2 separate regions of the Homo sapiens genome follow, and region 1 is linked to region 2. A link is an interaction called in ENCODE POLR2A ChIA-PET data of the cell type or tissue named here. Cell type or tissue: endothelial cell of umbilical vein. All regions are shown on one strand. Links, peaks and the distances in the headings refer to the core of each region. The heading gives the core; the rest is flanking DNA.

The links. Peaks named below come from ENCODE experiments on the same cell type or tissue, not always from the same donor. Only the 100,000 strongest peaks of a DNase experiment are listed, where the experiment ranks them.
Region 1: POLR2A ChIA-PET joins it to region 2 with 6 read pairs; 3 of 35 experiments call an interaction of 5 or more read pairs at or near these places.

The regions. Positions count from the first base shown.
Region 1 is chr5:96,472,220-96,480,561 of GRCh38, forward strand. The region is part of intron 4 of LOC101929710 (a long non-coding RNA gene); the gene reads left to right. It also overlaps a transcript of CAST not described here and the pseudogene LOC102724070. Among named protein-coding and RNA genes, the nearest start is that of PCSK1, 43 kb to the left of the region's middle. In endothelial cell of umbilical vein, for the core only: no CTCF peak of the experiment used is centred there; a DNase peak (open chromatin) is centred at 4,592.
Region 2 is chr5:96,586,521-96,594,862 of GRCh38, forward strand. All of the region lies in intron 4 of LOC101929710 (a long non-coding RNA gene), which reads left to right. It also overlaps a transcript of CAST not described here. Among named protein-coding and RNA genes, the nearest start is that of CAST, 72 kb to the right of the region's middle. In endothelial cell of umbilical vein, for the core only: no CTCF peak of the experiment used is centred there; a DNase peak (open chromatin) is centred at 4,991; H3K27ac peaks cover 5,438 bases.

The sequences.
Region 1 (8,342 bases), core at 280-8,279, 110 kb before region 2:
TACACACAATTGTGGAACTGCCTGAAAATCTGATGCTATGACTAGATTTAATCTGGAAGGATGGCAAATACATGGTAAGATGCCTCAATTCCTCCCTCCCATGTTTATGGAAGACATCTATAATCCATCACACCATTCTTTCCAGTGTCAGCTCTTTGGGGGGCAAGTATTGATTGATTGGTTAACTGATTTTGCTCTTGTGTGTGTTGCTATATTCCCAGGACCTAGAATAGTACCTTGAATATCACATTGTAGGCACTCAATAAATAATTGTTGAATAAATGGAATAAATGACTCAAAAGTTGTTTCAGAATTCTTTGCAACACAACACTCTAGGCAAGCAAGATACAGTGTATTTTCCCTCCTTGGATAAGCCAGCCTCATTGTGAGGAGACAGAGCAAGAAGGCAGCCAATTGTTTCCTCACAAAGCAGGCTCAATATATTTTCTAGCTCTGATCTACCCCATGTAATGGCTTTAGGTCTGACTTGCTCTGAGGAAAATATTAATACTAAGGTTGGTACCTCTAATGTAAGAAGGTATGATACAATTCTAAACAATGTAGGCATGATCACTATTTTAGATTCCAAATCTAATTACCAAGTGGGTCTGACTTAGAACAATAGAAGTATATACTGTCCTGGTTCTTGAGGCTAGAAGTCTGATATCAAGTGTTGGCAGTATCATACTCCCTCTAGGAGAGAAGGCTTCCTTGCCTTTTTCAGTACATAGCAGCCCGAAGCATTCCTTGGCTTGTGGAAGCATAACTCCAATCTCTGCTCCCATAGCCACATGGCCTTCCCTGTATGGGTCTCTGTGTCCAGTTTCCCTCTCCTTTCTCTTGTACAGACACACTGGACTAGGGGCCACCCTAATTGAGTATTACTTTATCTTAACTTGATTACATCTGCAAAGACTCTATTTCCTAATAAGGTCACATTCAGAGGTACCAGGGGTTAGGATGGGAACATGTCTTTTTGGAGGACACCCACTCCAGTCACTGTCCTCATGGATCTTACAACTGAGGGTGACAATACAGATGAGTAAACAGGAAATTACAACTGAGTGATAACGTGTTTTCACAGGGGAAGTAAAAGATACTGTGAGAAAAATAAAAGGAGCTCCTAATCAGATTGCCTGAGGGGCTCAGAATTGCACTGGATGGCAGATAACAGAAATCTGACAATAAATTATATCACATTACATAACAAGAAATTGGAAGCAGGCAGTTTATGTCTGGTGCAACTGTTCCAGGAAGTCATTGAGAATCCAGGGTCCCCCTGATTTCTTTCTCCTCCAGTGTGGCTCTTGTTCTCATGGCCACAGAATGTCTGCCAACACCAGACATCACCTCTGCATTACAGATAAGAAGGAAAGGAATGGGGAAAGACACATGTGAATGGAGCCTGACTATATCGGGAAACCAATAGCATCCCATGGGCCACACCTGGTAGGCTTCTCCTTACAGGTCACTGGCCAGGACTGATTCTCATGGCCATTCAGTCTCTCCTGGTTTCCGAGAGACTTAGGAGGTGAGTACAACTGACTGGGCGCATGACTGGTCTGTACAAAATGGGAGTTCTGTTAGTAAAGCAGAAGGGAAGAGGGGATGTAGGTGGGTAACTAGCAGATTCTGCTACAGAAACTGTCCCAATGATGGTGATGCAAAAACTGAAACTCAGAGGAAGAGTCAGTGTCCTCCCAGTGCAGAGGGTTTTTCAGACAAAGGGCAGAGCATTTAGAGAGACTGAGAGGTAAGAAAGAGCCAGGTGAGAAAAGACTTCCAATATAGCTGAACTGCAGCTTGCTATTGGGAAGTTAGGCTGAGATGAAGCAGGGGAGGAAAGCGGGGGAAATCCTAAAAGACCCTGTAAGCCATGTGGATCAGTTAGGGCTTTAAGATGCAATTAGGAGCAAACTTTGGCCATTTTAAGCAGAAAATGAGAGTGTTAAAATGTTCTTGGGCAGCTCACAGAATTTTCTAGGACTGCCAGGAACGAGGTCCAAATTATGATGCAGAACTGAGACGATGAGGCTGCTGTTGCCACCACAGCTAAGCACTGACCCCGCTTGCACCACACACAGAACACCACTGCTACCAAAACCCTAGCCTCTGAGGGCCCAGGAACTTTCCTGCCCTAGAACTTCCGTGTCATCCACAGAAGCTTGTATCATCTCCATATTCAAAGTCTGAGCAACAGTGTCTAATGATGGGGGGTGGGGGTGAGGGGTGGGGCCTGTTGTGTGCCTAAATTCTAGCCACAAGGAAGTGTGAATATTTGGCATTTATTACTTCTGACATAAAATGTGGCTCTCCTTCTCATCAAGAAACTCCTCCAAACATGGGACGAGGCCTCAGATGCTGAGCAGCCAGTGGATGACAATGGGCAGGTTTATTCTGAGTGCAGTGGGGTGTCCAGGAAGAGCTCGGAAGGCCATGGAAACTTCCAGGCCCCCTGCTTGTCACATGAGTAACCAGCATTCTAGTAGGGGAGTAAACAGCCTTCTGGACAGATCCTTCTGGCTGCATGGTAAAAAACAGATTCATAGGAAGAAAGTGGAACAGCCAAGGTACTCTATGAGATACCGTCTTGGATATCTCGAGGGACTTATTCTCAGGGATTGCCTTTGAATAATGAGATGGTGTCAACATGGGGACCAGAAACTAAGTCTGGATTATGCCAGACTGCCTTATGGAAAGAGACAAATAACTATGCTATTTAGCCTTTCTGTGCTGATTAATATAATAAGAATAATAATACGTAAAACTGTGTTGTTTTGGTGAGAAGAAGGTAAAAGGAGGTAGGGCCTCTCCTGTTCTCTTGCCCTTTGGTTGGGGCTACTGGGCCAAAAGCAGCAGGCATGCCATACCTATGGCAAAGCACCTAGTCAGTCTCTCCTCATCCGTCCCTGCCCCCAGAGTGAGCCATGAGTGCAGCTGGCCAGTGGAGGTTCTGTCGGAGAGGCCCCTCATCCCAGTCTGGGGAAAAATGAAGAACCAAGACTGAGTGAGTAACTGCGGATACACCTGAGATCATGCCTTCCTGGCTTTGCTTCCCATGGTAGCATCTTCATCGAAAATGAATTAATAAGGAGTTATTACCATGGTACTTTTCTCCCTCAGCACCTGAGAAACTAAAGTCTCTAAATCCCACTAAGATTAAGCCCTAGCTCTGGTTTCAAAGAGACATAAATAATGACAATCTCTGAATGTTGTCCTTTCAGTCTTGCACCAAACGATGAGAAAGAAACCTGGGTATTGATGTTTTAGCAGCTTTCAAGCCCAGCAGCTTTTCCTGTGAAATAGTACAAGGACAGAAAATTGCAAAACAGGCCAGATGGGCCGAGTACCCTGGTGTTGTCAGGTAAAAGAGCCTCTGTGTAGAGGTTTGCAGCAGTATGGGGTTACCCTATTAAGCACACAGATTATTTTGGCGAAATCACTCAGTCCATGTGTAACAAGCAGGGGGTCTGGAAGTTTCCATGCCCTTCAGTGAAGGGATGTGAATTGGCAATGGTTTGGGGATGGAATAAGAGGCTGCTACAAAAGAGACTACAAAAGAGGGGACCTGTGGCTGGGACTTCAGATCCAAGAGTAGGTGGCAGCTCACCTTCTCAAATTGCAATAATGACTTGTTGCAGGTCACGGGTCACCCGTGCAGGCAAAGAGTAGACCAGCCATATCACAGAAGAGAGAAATGGGGAGCCAGAGGACAGTCAGTGGATCTAAGACTCCAGTTGCCCTGCTGTAGAAATGCAGATAGTTTCCCTTCATATACCAGGACTCCATTGCTTCATCTTGAGCAGGAAAAGAAAGCCATCCAAAAGCGGCCGTTGAGGCCCTTCTTCACTAGCTGTTGAACATTCAGAAACAAGGCAATTTAAACTAGAAGAAACTGAAAAGCTATTGACCAGCAAATCTTTTCCCTGCTAGCAGGGACCTCTTAAGTAAAATCAGTTCAGCCATCGAAAATAAAGAAGCTGTTGTTTTAGTGCACATTGGAGACTAGAGAAAGTAAACTTAATATACAGCTACATTTTCCATTAGAATTATTTTTATTGATTTTTTTCATATTTAAGACTTTATTTTTAGATTACACCAAATTCATTTTCTCCATTTTTATGCTTGTTTGCATGACTTTATTATTTTGTAACAACATTCATTCGAAAAAGTCTCATGGTCATATGATGCCAAGTTCACCTCTTATCTGCCCTCCCAGCAATATTTCTAAAGTGATACTAGGAATTATGAAAATATTTAGGCAGAACTGTGGGCAGGAATTCCTTAAAAAGCTGGAACAGAACAACATCACTCTTTGACTCGGCCTTTCTTGTTCTTTGCTTTTACACCCAAACACATGAAACGTTCTTAAATGTAAGCTGCAAGGAAAATTATAAGCACGTTTCAAATACACCCAGTTCCTTGGCTAGCCACTTCTCTATACTTAGCCTGAAAGAGTAGCCATATGCATATCCCTTAAGACAGTCCTCATGTTCTTAACAAAGTATCTTAACTTTCAATACACTGGAAGAGAATTATGAAATTTGAGACCTTTCTTTTCTCTCATCCTCCCAAACACACACATGTACACAAACACTCTTAAAACATCTCCCTGCACATGCACTTCACAGTCATCTCTACACGAGTTGACGGTTCTTGTCTTAGTACAGCAGGAAATACTTTCAACACCAGTCATGATGTGGATGGCAAAAAAAAAAAAAAAAATACAGCGCTATTATCAGAGCCCTTTTAATTAAGTCCAAAGATCTCAGCTAGACATCAATTTTCTGTTTCCTTCAGAGTTGTTGATCTATCTAGTAACTAACTGGTAGATCAATGTGCCAAAACACACACACACACACACACACACACACACACACACACACACACACAAATTATCACAGTCTTAGCAAATCCAAAAGATTACTTTTAATGTTTCATAAGGCAGAGATAGAGTCTGCTGATAACTTGCAGGGCTTCCTTGGTCTAGGTAGGATGCTTATTATACCAGTTTAATGAGATTTCATCAGGCGATATATAGAAAGATGCAAGGTAGAGAGAAATAGAGATATATGCACGCACGCGTGCACACACACACACACACACACAGCTGGGGCATTTCTGGTCTCTCATGTGTGTGTGTGTTGCCATCCAGTTTTTCTTTTATTTTCCTAACTGAGCCATCAACTTTGGTTAACTAGTGACTCTGTTAAGCTTTCTTACACAGTAGTTACTTCTAGGGCTAATTCAGCAACCACTTTCACAATTTGCTTTAACAAAACATTGTTATCAGCAATTACTCTTACCACAGTCACCATGGTATTTTGACCCATAGTGCTTCAACATTCAATAACGATGTCCAGTACTCCTAGGACATTATATTTGCTCTCAATGTGACTCCTGGGATATTTTAAGACATGTTAACACAAAAATCCACATGTCCTTTTTCTCTACTCATCATTATCCCATCATTTCTTTTGCAGGTGAGAATATTCATTTTCTCTCACCAATCTGACTTAATTATCCAGGTTGCAAGTGCCGTGTTGGAACTTATAATCAAGGGTTCTAAAAAGAGGATCAAGGGAATGAGAGAGGATCAGAGAGTAGGAGGGTAAACAGGCTTGTTGATTTTCCTCATCAAGCAAACCTTGGTAAGAAGACACCTTCAGATATAGAGACTGGGAGGTGATAACTAGGCCAGAGGCAGTGCCATTAAAAAACACATGCTACCCAGAGACACAAACCAAATGTTCAAATATCCATTTTCATGCCCCTGATTCACATGGCTAATTTAAGCATTTCCTTTTAAGCAGAGATATAAGTATATTTCTGGATAATTGATTACTTAAAATCCTTATATATCTTGCTCTTTTTTAGATAGATTAATATTGTCTAAAAGCTCGCAATTTTCACGATTTATTACAATTTGTTTTGTCAAAATCAAGCGTTAGTCCTTTCCTCATACCTTTAAATAAATGAGTATATTATCTATCCTAAGAAAGTCCCAATAGGGAGTGATAGTATCCGCAAGAAGTAAAAATATTTATTTCATTCTTACTGTGAAAAAACTTATAGGATTAAAAATAAGTGCATTTCATGCCTCATTTTAAATCACATTAAATTTGTGTGTCTGAAATAGTCCACCGACATTGTATGATGCACATTTGATGCAGAATGCATATTGACCAAACTATAGGATTCAGATGTAAAGTGAAAAATACCCAATTATTTGTTTCCAGCCTCCTTGTCACACTCCATTCTTGTTTTTCTGTGCTGTCACTTCTCTGGAAGGTCAACAGTCCTTACCATTGGTTAAGGTAAAGCCTTACACCCTTTCACTCTTTGCTCTTTCTGTTGGTTAATTATTTGGCTGTGGTTGCAGGTGGTGCTTAATATACCTATACACAGTCTTTAAGAAACCACATTAAATGGATTAACATAAAGTAGAAAGACCATTCTCTCTTGTTTCGAACATCTGAATTTCTTTACTGACTTTTACCTAATGAGAAGTATTTACCACATGCCCTGAGCATGACAGGTGACAATGATATGTAGGAAGGGTCTGCACCCTCCAGAAACCATAAAATGGGCACTGACATTGGAGCTCAAAGCTCAACTCGGCCACTGCATATCTATATAATTAAAAACTAGTCTTAGTCTCTTCACTATTACATAGGGAGCGCACTGGCCAGGTCACAGGATAACTGATAGACTCAATTGAACACATGAAGTGGTGCATAGGGTAGGAGGTGAGAAAAGAAATAAAGTGCTAATTGGGTGTAACTGGGGAGGAGAACAATCATAGTAATTAAAGCAGTAGAAAGTGAGCACTGAGGAGGAGCCACATAAAGTAGGAGAGCAGCTGGCAGAGCCCAAATCAGGTCTCCCAGTCATCCAGGAATAGAGGGCATTTGGAAGCCTACATGCTGACACCTGCTTAGTACAGGCTCTTCCCACGGCACTTGGACACTCATCTCTGTCAAGTCCACTGAAAGCTCAGAGTTCAATGTTGACACAAGAACTCATATCACTGGTAGCTGCTTCTGGATCTGATTATCTAATGTAATTAGTGGACAATCAACTTTTTGACACTAGCTCAACAGAGCTCCTTGAAAGTAGAAACATGCATAGTGAGGATGTTTGGAATAAAGTTGCTGTGAAGTTAGACTTTGAAATATACTCAATCATTCAAAAAATATCTAGTGAGTAACTACCATTGGCCAGGCACTCCTTATTTTTTTTTTTTTTTGAGATGGAGTCTTGCTATGTTGCCAGTCTGGAGTGCGGTGGCTCAATCTCAGCTCACTGCAACCTCTGCCTCCCAGGTTCAAGCGATTCTCCTGCCTCAACCTCCCCAGTAGCTGGGAGTATAGGCATGCACCACCATGCCCAGCTAATTTTTGTGTTTTGAGTAGGGACGGGGTTTCACCATGTTCACCAGGATTGTCTTTATCTCTTGGCCTCGCGATCTGCCCTCCTTGGCCTCCCAAAGTGCTGGGATTACAGGTGTGAGCCATGGCACCCGGCTGGCACTCTTAAAGAGTAGATAATGTCCCTTGCCTCCATGGGCCTTACAGTCTATGGAGTGAGGTGGGAATTGTAGTAAATTATAGGAAGAAAAATACAGCTGAGGCCTAAAGAAGAGTAATATTTTAACAGGCAAAGGAGGGTGGCAAGAGCACTCCAGGCAGCAGGAGCAGCACACGAAGATCCTCTAAGTTGAGGGAAAGCTGAGCCCTTTGGCAGATCTGTGGGGAGAGGGGATTCTGGGTTTATCAAGAAAAGAAGCTGGAAAATTAAGAAGAGACCAGAACAAGTAGGCAATTTTAAGTCATGTTACAGAATTTGCATTTAATCCTAAGAGCTTTGGAAAAACATTAACCATTTCGGTGGGGAAAATAAAATGATCAAATTTACAGTAAAGAAAGATGATTCTATCTGTAGGACGGAGCATAACTGTAGGGAAATAAGGCAGGTTGGAACAATTAGCATGCTATTGGGGAGGTTCAGGCAGGGAAATTTGGTGTTCAGGAATATGGTAGTAAAATGGGAACAGGAAGAGTAGAATTGAATACAGAAAATAAGTACAATGTAGAGGCATTCAGAGGAATAGTAGTAATCTGTTTTGAATTATTATGAATAAGGAACATAGGGTGTGTTTGGATGACTGGCTTGGGAAAGACAGGATGTACTCGATTCTAGACAGATTGATTTTATAGTCCCTGCCATATATTGAAGTAGATATGTCTTGTAGACCATTGTCTCAATGGGTCTGCTCCTTCCATGAATAGGCTAAACTGGAGATAGAGAAAGGAAAATTACTGACACTTAATAGAAACTGA
Region 2 (8,342 bases), core at 84-8,083:
TAGGTTAGAATCCAGGGGCTTAGCTGAATCAGAGACAGATCTTGCTGAAGCAACAGTATGATGAGAAAGTTAGCTCATCAGAATAAGTTGGAAATCTAGTAACCATTTGGCAGAAGATTGCAATTCATAAAAGCAAGTATTTCCAAAGGCAGCCACATCGGTGATAGATTTGACCCTTACAACCAACACCAAAGTAAAGAACTGCTGGTACAAAGTAAAAGTTCCAGTATAAATTACATACCTACCATGAGTTAACCACAGATTAATTCACAAAGAGTTGAGAAGACAATTAATAATCTTACTGTTTATCAGACATCTACTAGGTGTTAGCCAGGCACTCTGTTAAGCCCTCTATGTATGTGATCCCATTTTAACCTCAGATAAACCCCATGGAGCATTTTTATCTCCGTATTACAGATGAGGAAATAGAAGTAAATTAGAATAAGTAACATACTCAAGATCATCAAGGTAGGAAAACCACCTTCAAACCGAGATTTATTCAAGTTTAAAGCCTCTGCTCTTTCTACTACCTCACACTGCCTCAGCTATTATTGAACAGAGTGTTATTTCTTTCTATAATAGCTCTGATTATTTAAGCAATAGAATTTTGTGTTCAGAAAACAGAACCCCTCATTTTCAATTCACCACATCAGCTAGAAAGGTTTGTACAGCACATTTTTTGCCATGAAAAGCAAAATTGACTTTAAGAGCAACCCATTACAGCCGCTCAGACCTTTGTCCCTCTAGCTCAGAAGGTCTATAGCATGTGCCTAGAGTTTGCAAATCCTACACACCAATAGAATAATGCACTCCAACATTCAAGAGTAACATGCTAGGATTGAAGGTGGTTAGGTGGGGAGAATATCCATTCTCCTGATTTCCTGACTAATGCAGGATAGTCATGCTGGTAAATATACAGAGAGGACTGGTATGGTGTTTTGAATAGTTGCTACTTACGTTAAGTAGGCAAATATTTTGAATATCATCTTTGTGATGAGAGGGTTGTTGGGACACAGAAGGTAAGTGATTGTTTCTTTAATTTGTAAAAGCTATCTTTTTGTAAGCAGAAAGACCAGTAGGAAATGGGTAACCAATAAGAATACTGAACATACTTAATCATGAAAAATGGTGAAGCTATTGCCAATTTCAGCTCTGTGGACACATTCTAGGAGGTTTTAACTGCAAGAAATGCTCAGTTATATTCAAATCAGGAGGAAATGCTGATTGAGAAACATTGAAGATCAACAAATTCCCCTTACTATTTAGGTAATAGTATTCTTTATTTTTGTTCCAATTATGCATGATATTTAAATAAGGAATATTCTGGAAGCTCTGCTTAACTGTTTCAGAGAGCTTCTATTTTTATTAACTGTGGTCTTTCTTAAAAATAATTATCTCTATGAGATCATATGTGCAAAGTGCCTATACTAGTGCCAGCTCGCTGAGGCAGCTCATGTAGCTCAGGTTTCTTTTCCTTACTGGCACTCTAGCTGTATAGAGTTTTGTTCCATGATCCAGTCATCACCTGGATGTAATTACCTCAACTGTAGTCACTTCAAAAGGAATAATAGTTTCTAGGGTGTTATTATTTTTTTCATAAACAAAACTGATGCAATTAATATGGATGTTATAAGCCATGTTAAATTCATATATTATTTTCTTTCTTTCTTTCTTTCTTTTTTTTTTTTTTTTTTTTTTTTGAGATGGAGTCTCACTCTGTTGCCAGGCTGGAGTGCAGTGGTGCAATCTCGGCTCACTGCAACCTCTGCCTCCCAGGTTCAAGCAATTCTCCTGCCTCAGCCTCCCGAGTAGCTGGGACTACAGGCACACGCCACCATGCCCAGCTAATTTTTGTATTTTTAGTAGAGATGGGGCTTCACCATGTTGGCCAGGATGGCCTTGATCTCTTGACCTCATGATCTGCCTGCCTCGGCCTCCCAAAGTGCTGGGATTACAGGCATGAGCTACGGTACCCGGCTTAAATTCATATTTTCTTCATGCAAACATAAGTTTACTGGGCTTTTTTATCTGATAACTATAGTGGTCTAATTCTTCAAATACACTTTTTTTAAAGCTGCTTTTTACCAATTGGATGAAATTACAATAAGATGGCCAGAAAAACGATTTATGATCAGAGCCCAAGAGAGTAATCAATTTACACTTTGAAGCATGAAGTCTGACTGCCCTTTTCTCTAATGTAACACACCATGTACTACAATTTATTGGCCATAAAACTACTCATCCATAGTCATTCACTTTGTCCCATGATTTCTCTATGCAATCTTCAAAGAAAGGATTCATGTGAAATTGGTTAACTATTTACTTCATATAGAAAAAGCTCCACCTACATTTTTTAGTTCTGCTTAGGAAGAAGACTGCCATATATTGGTACTGGAATTCTGCAGTTAACATTCATAATATATTTTATTCAATTGACTATTAATGTTTAGGCCTCAAGAATTATTAATTTGTCTTCCCACATACTTTCTTTCTTCCCCAGGTTATAAAGTTAGACAACGATTTTCTTTTTCAGCTTTTCAAATTTACTACCACAACTACCCTTCCTTCCCAAAACAGTTTCATTCAGAAAATGATTTAATTTACATTACTCTAAAGATAACAGATATCTAAGTAATGTCAAACTCATTCCCCACTCTTCAATTTATGTTCAAAGGTCCAACTGATGCTCATATTACAAAGATTGATAGAGTAAATTGTCAAATGTTCAGTAAACTTTTCAAGGACATTCAAGAAAGATGCTTGGATCTTTTGTAAACATGTATTCTGGCAAAAATTTCCAAAATTTCTATAATTTGAATATGAATAGACGTATATTTCATTTTCAATATCATAGTATGTCAATCCTTTTTCTTCTTTAAAAACTGGTGTGTATTAAAAATGGAAAGTTTACATTTTTATTTTCAAAATGTTTTGAATCTTGGGAACTCTTTCCCTCTTTTAAAGACATTATAATAACACTTTTCACTTATCTTAAAGTCATTTTTGCACTTGCTTTTAAATTTATTTCCATTTGGAGATGGAACATATCACCTATCGTCTCTGAATCTGCATTCATTGACAGAGAAACAGTAATTTCTAGAGCAAAAAGTTTTAGTTACAATTTGAGGAGAAAGGATATTTTGTTAAAGTTGAGTGATTCCTTTAATAGCATAACTTCTCTATAGCAAGGACTAGGAGAATATAATAATTTTTAACATAATTATGCTTTTCTTTGAGTATGTTCAATCTAGCACAAAAGCCTTGCTAAATAATCAGCTATCACGTCTCATTCATAAGGGTCTTTCTTCGATTATAAGAAAAACAAATTTAGTAGTAATTCTCTGCACTCCAGGCAACTGTTCCTTATACAAGGAACTGCCCATTAAAATCACTTTAAAATAGGCTTTAGAGGGTTATCAAGAAGAACACTTTTGAAGTTTCTCAGATATTTCATATGTGAAACTGAACCAAGGCAGATTTAGTCAAATGAGAGTATTAGAGCACTTACAATTTGAAACAGGCTGTTTTATACTGTTTCTGATGCTCTGCTAACTAATTTTAAAAGTGAAGAAATTTCCTGTGACTTGAATTCTTCTATAATTTTTCAGAGCAAGTTGTATTAATAAATCATCCAGTTCCTTATTACAAAAAATGCAGTCCATGAACCACACTGGCATCATCTGGGAACTTGTTAGAAATGCAGCATCTCAGACCTACTGAATCAGAATATGCATTTTTAGTGAGATACCCAGATGATACACAAGCATATAAAAATTTAAGAAGCATTGATATAGTTAACATTGATACTTGGAAGGGCTAAATATTCTTTATTACAGAGTTTTCCAATGTATGTGCTAGGAAAGGCTGTTGTGCTGCAAATGGTTTGCAGGTAAGGACTCACCTAAGGACTCTCTCAACCCTTGGAGCAGATGGGTGGAATTGACTTGGCCAGAACCCCCCAGAGCATCTCCTGCCACCTGCAAGTGGCCTTGTCCCTTAACCCCAGTGTGCCATACAGACACCATGTCCTAAATGTGCCACTACATGGAAAAGATAGCAAAGCGCTGCTGTGATAAATTATGTTTAATCAAGGAATAATTTGATGGGACGAACCAGAGGGGAAAAGTAAATAGAAGTAGGAAGTCAAAGTTCTTGGGCACAGACAAATCAACAGTGAGGAAGTCAGGGTGAGACTGGAAACTGGTTCCTATTCTCCAACTCCTTGCAAAGTTAAATAAGTAAGATCTGCACAACAACTAAACAATGTTGGAAAAATAGTTCTTGGCTGGCAGAGTTAAGCTCCTGCTTTAAAAATGATTCGTCAATTAAAAATAATATTAATAAATATTAACTAGTTAATTAATTAAAAAGATAAACCAGCATAGCCAGCAACATGCATAGAATTGTTCCACAGTTAAACCTTTAGCAATGGCAACAGAAGGATTGCTTGACGGTGTTTCATGAATATTGCACAATCCCTGTTCTCCATAGTGAGAAAACTTCCAGTTTTCCCTCAGTATGGGCAGGTCCCTTTCACAGAAAAACAGAAGCATAAAGTGCTCCTCTCTTCCCTTACTAAAAGTACTGATGGATACATTGACACCAATCCCATAGTTCTCAGAGAACAGCAAAAGAAGAGAAGAGAAGCAGAGCAAATAGCACTTATGAAACAGATGTCAGCCTAAATAACCGAAAGAGTCAGAATCTAGTTTAAAGAGAGTTTATTCAAGCACAAAGTTTGAGGATGGCTGCCTGCAAAACACAGATTCTGATGAATGGAAGTCAGTGCTCTGAAGTGTAGAAGTTTGGGGTTATTTTAGATAAAGCTTGGGGATGGTGAACAGAATTTCAACATCTTTCTGTATAAGGCTTGATGTATAGTTACAATGATCTGATTAGTCGAGGTGGTCTTTTTCTTTCGAGAAGGCATATTTAAAATTCAACATTACAGATGTAACAGTCATGGGGTCTTTTTTGTCATCTGGTCTGAGTTAGGTACAGGACAATAAAGGAGGCAATTAATCTATAAAAAAGATCAGTGACTGGAAGGCGAATAGGTCTGGCCTCTGGTTGTTTACAGAACAAGAACAATGAGGAAGAGAGCTAATTTATAATCTAAGAAGCAGAAGTTGCAAATATGCTCTGTGACTCAGTCTCCAGGGCTTAAATTCTTCCTTGGCATAATAAATTTAGAGGGTCCTGCAATTTTATTTTCTTTTACACAGAAAAGCCTCGAAGTAATAAATAAGTCATTGGTGGAGGACATTTAGCAAAGCACATTGGAGAAAAGCAGTACTGTTTATAAGGATTCTGTGCTTACCAAAGACTGAACTTTGGAAAAACTTATCTAACAAGACTGGGTGGTCACTTTAGTTTGTATTGTAGCTCATAATAAAGAAGTCAATAGTTCAGTACAGGTGGGTGTATGAGAAAAACAGTAGAAAATTCAGAAGAGGATCAGCAAGCCCAAATATCAAGAGAATAATAGAATATAGACCAAATTAGAGTAGACATTTCTCTTAGCCATGTTTGTCAAAGTGTTTGACCAGTGCTTTGAAGGAATGGCTTAGAAGTTGATATAAGAACCCAGCTATGGCCGGGTGCGGTGGCTCATGCCTGTGGTCCTGGCAATTTGGGAGGCTGAGGCGGGCGGATCATTTGGAATCAGGGGTTCGAGACCAGCCTGGCCTCTAGCAGAGACCACCCTGTCTCTGCTAGAAATACAGGGGGATTGGCCAGGTGTGGTGATGTGCGCCTTTGGTCCTAGCTGCTTGGGAGGCTGAGGCAGGAGAATAGTTTGAGCCCGGGAGGTGGAGGTTGCAGTAAGCCGAGATCACACCACTGCACTCCAACCTAGGTGACAGAGCTAGACTTTGTCTCAAAAAAAGGGGGGGAAAACCCAGCTATAGCAATTGTCATTGCTGTATGTGGCATTATGCTTTAATTTTTCAGCTAATATTTTATTTCATTCATTAATATGGTTCTTTCTCACTTTTTTATTTTAAAGAGAAAAAAACTAAAGAATCCCAGTTTTAGCTTCTCTCTTATAGCATAGCAATGACTTTAAGTTGGTTTCTCTCTATAGTTTTTTTTCCAAACCTATTTTCCACATAATTATTAAAGAAACTCTTTGAGAACAAATTATTTTGTGTCACCTTCCTGCTTCTATTGTTCCAATGACACTCGTAGCTTCCTGGATTGTTTAAATTCCTTCATTTGGCACTTACATTTCTGTTTTATTTTCTTTTTTTTTTTCTTTTTTGAGACAGAGTCTTGCTCTGTCGCCCAGGCTGGAGTGCAGTGCCGTGATCTCTGCTCACTGCAAGCTCCGCCTCCTGGGTTCATGCCATTCTCCTGCCTCAGCCTCCCAAGTAGCTGGGACTACAGGCGCCTGCCACCACGCCTGGCTAATATTTTTGTATTTTTAGTAGAGACAGGGTTTCACCATGTTAGCCAGGATGGTCTCGATCTCCTGACCTCGTGATCCGCCCGCCTCGGCCTCCCAAAGTCCTGGGATTACAGGCGTGAGCCACTGTGCCCAGCCTGGCACTTACATTTCTTTAGGATTTCTTAAATCTCAGCTTCCTTTGTGGCCCCATACCCATCTGCATCCAATTCCATCAAACTGCTGTCGTCCCCCAAACACACAATGCTTTAGTGTGCCTTGTGCCGTTGCACCTGCTGTCACCCTACGAACATGCTCTTCTCCTTTGTTCACTTGCAAAATCTTTCTTATCCTTGAAGCTTCAGCTCCAGCGTCACCTCCTGTAGAAAGTCCTTCTCTCTTCTCTCCATCTTGTGACGTGTTCTCTAACCCTGAGCATGTCTTGATCATGGAATTTTTTAGAGGGTATTGCCATCAGGACCCGTTTCATGGGTGTGTGACCTATGCAGTATCATTGAGCCTTGTACTCTGAAGGGCCCCACACTTTATTTAATGCTCTGTTGCCATCAGCTTGAAATTCTCAATAATTTTAGCTTTGATTTGTGTTTTGTAGCTGAAGTCCAATGGAACAATGAGGTATGCACATGAACAGAAGAGATACATGCAATATGTGTGCAATGGACTGAATGAGCAGAAGAGATACATGTAATGTGCATGTAAAATGTATATATGAAATCCTAGCCCTCAGTGTGATGATATTAGGAGATGTGAGGAAATTAGTCATGAGAGTGAATGCTTCATGAATAGGATTAGTGCCTTATTAAAGGGATCCCAGAGAGAGCTCTCTTGCCCTCTTTCCACCATGTGGGAATCCAGGAAGATAGCCATTTGCCACCCAGGAGCAGGCCCGCATCAGAGCCTGACCACACTGGCACGCTGATCTTGGACTTACAGCCTCCAGAAGTGTGAGAAATAGATTTCTGTTGTTTTTAAGCCACACTGTCTATGGCATTTTATTATAGCAGCTGAACTAAGCCAATGCATGTCAGCCATTCCTTACTGCCCCATTCGCATAAATAATTTGCAATGCCAAAGATCACAGAATTCCAGTGCACCCACAATGCAGGAGAGTTCAGCAAGACTCAAAATTATAGTACAAGGTAAGCATGTTACATGTACTACTGAGGAAGCAGTGGCACTTGCAATTCCAAGAGGCCATGCCTCACCTTCCAAATAGAACTTTCTCTGAATGCATAAAGAAAGCAATGATGTTGTAAGAAACATGAATGAGCAAGAAACTCTCGTTTTTTCCACCTCTTATTACTTCCCTATATTAGCCAACCGTTCCTGCAGAAAATCATATAGAAGAAAGGGAAAGATAGGGCAACCCATAGCTCCTTTGCTTGCAGTTCATTACTCATTAGCAAACTAAAAGTAGAGTGTTGGTAGAATGCATGAATGTCAAGATGTAAACAGAAAAACAGTCGAGTTAGCCTTGTGGAGCATTTCTACTGTTCTGCCAAAAACAAAATACTAAGATTATGTAATTTCGATGATTCTGCGTGAGTTTAATGTTGTCATATTTGAATTTAAAACCAGCGTTGTAGAATATAAAGATGGATGACAAAATTCATTCTAGTAATTTAAATTTTAATTTTTTATTTACTTAGAATATTAAACACCACATTAAAAAATACCATGCCAAGTCAAGATAACCTACAGAAAACAAAGAATTTTCAAATTTTAGTACTGCTTATGTCACCTTTTATCTGCTTTTTCAACAAGAGGTTTCAAATTTTTATTTTGCAGTAAATCCTACAAATGATATCACCGGCTATGATATTATAGTAAACTCTGTTTTTGTTTTCTATGCACCACATTAACTTAGGAGTTGCTTAAAGGTGAGGATTGTGGCAAGATTTTTTTTTCTCTTATTATTCCTGGTGTTTACATATAG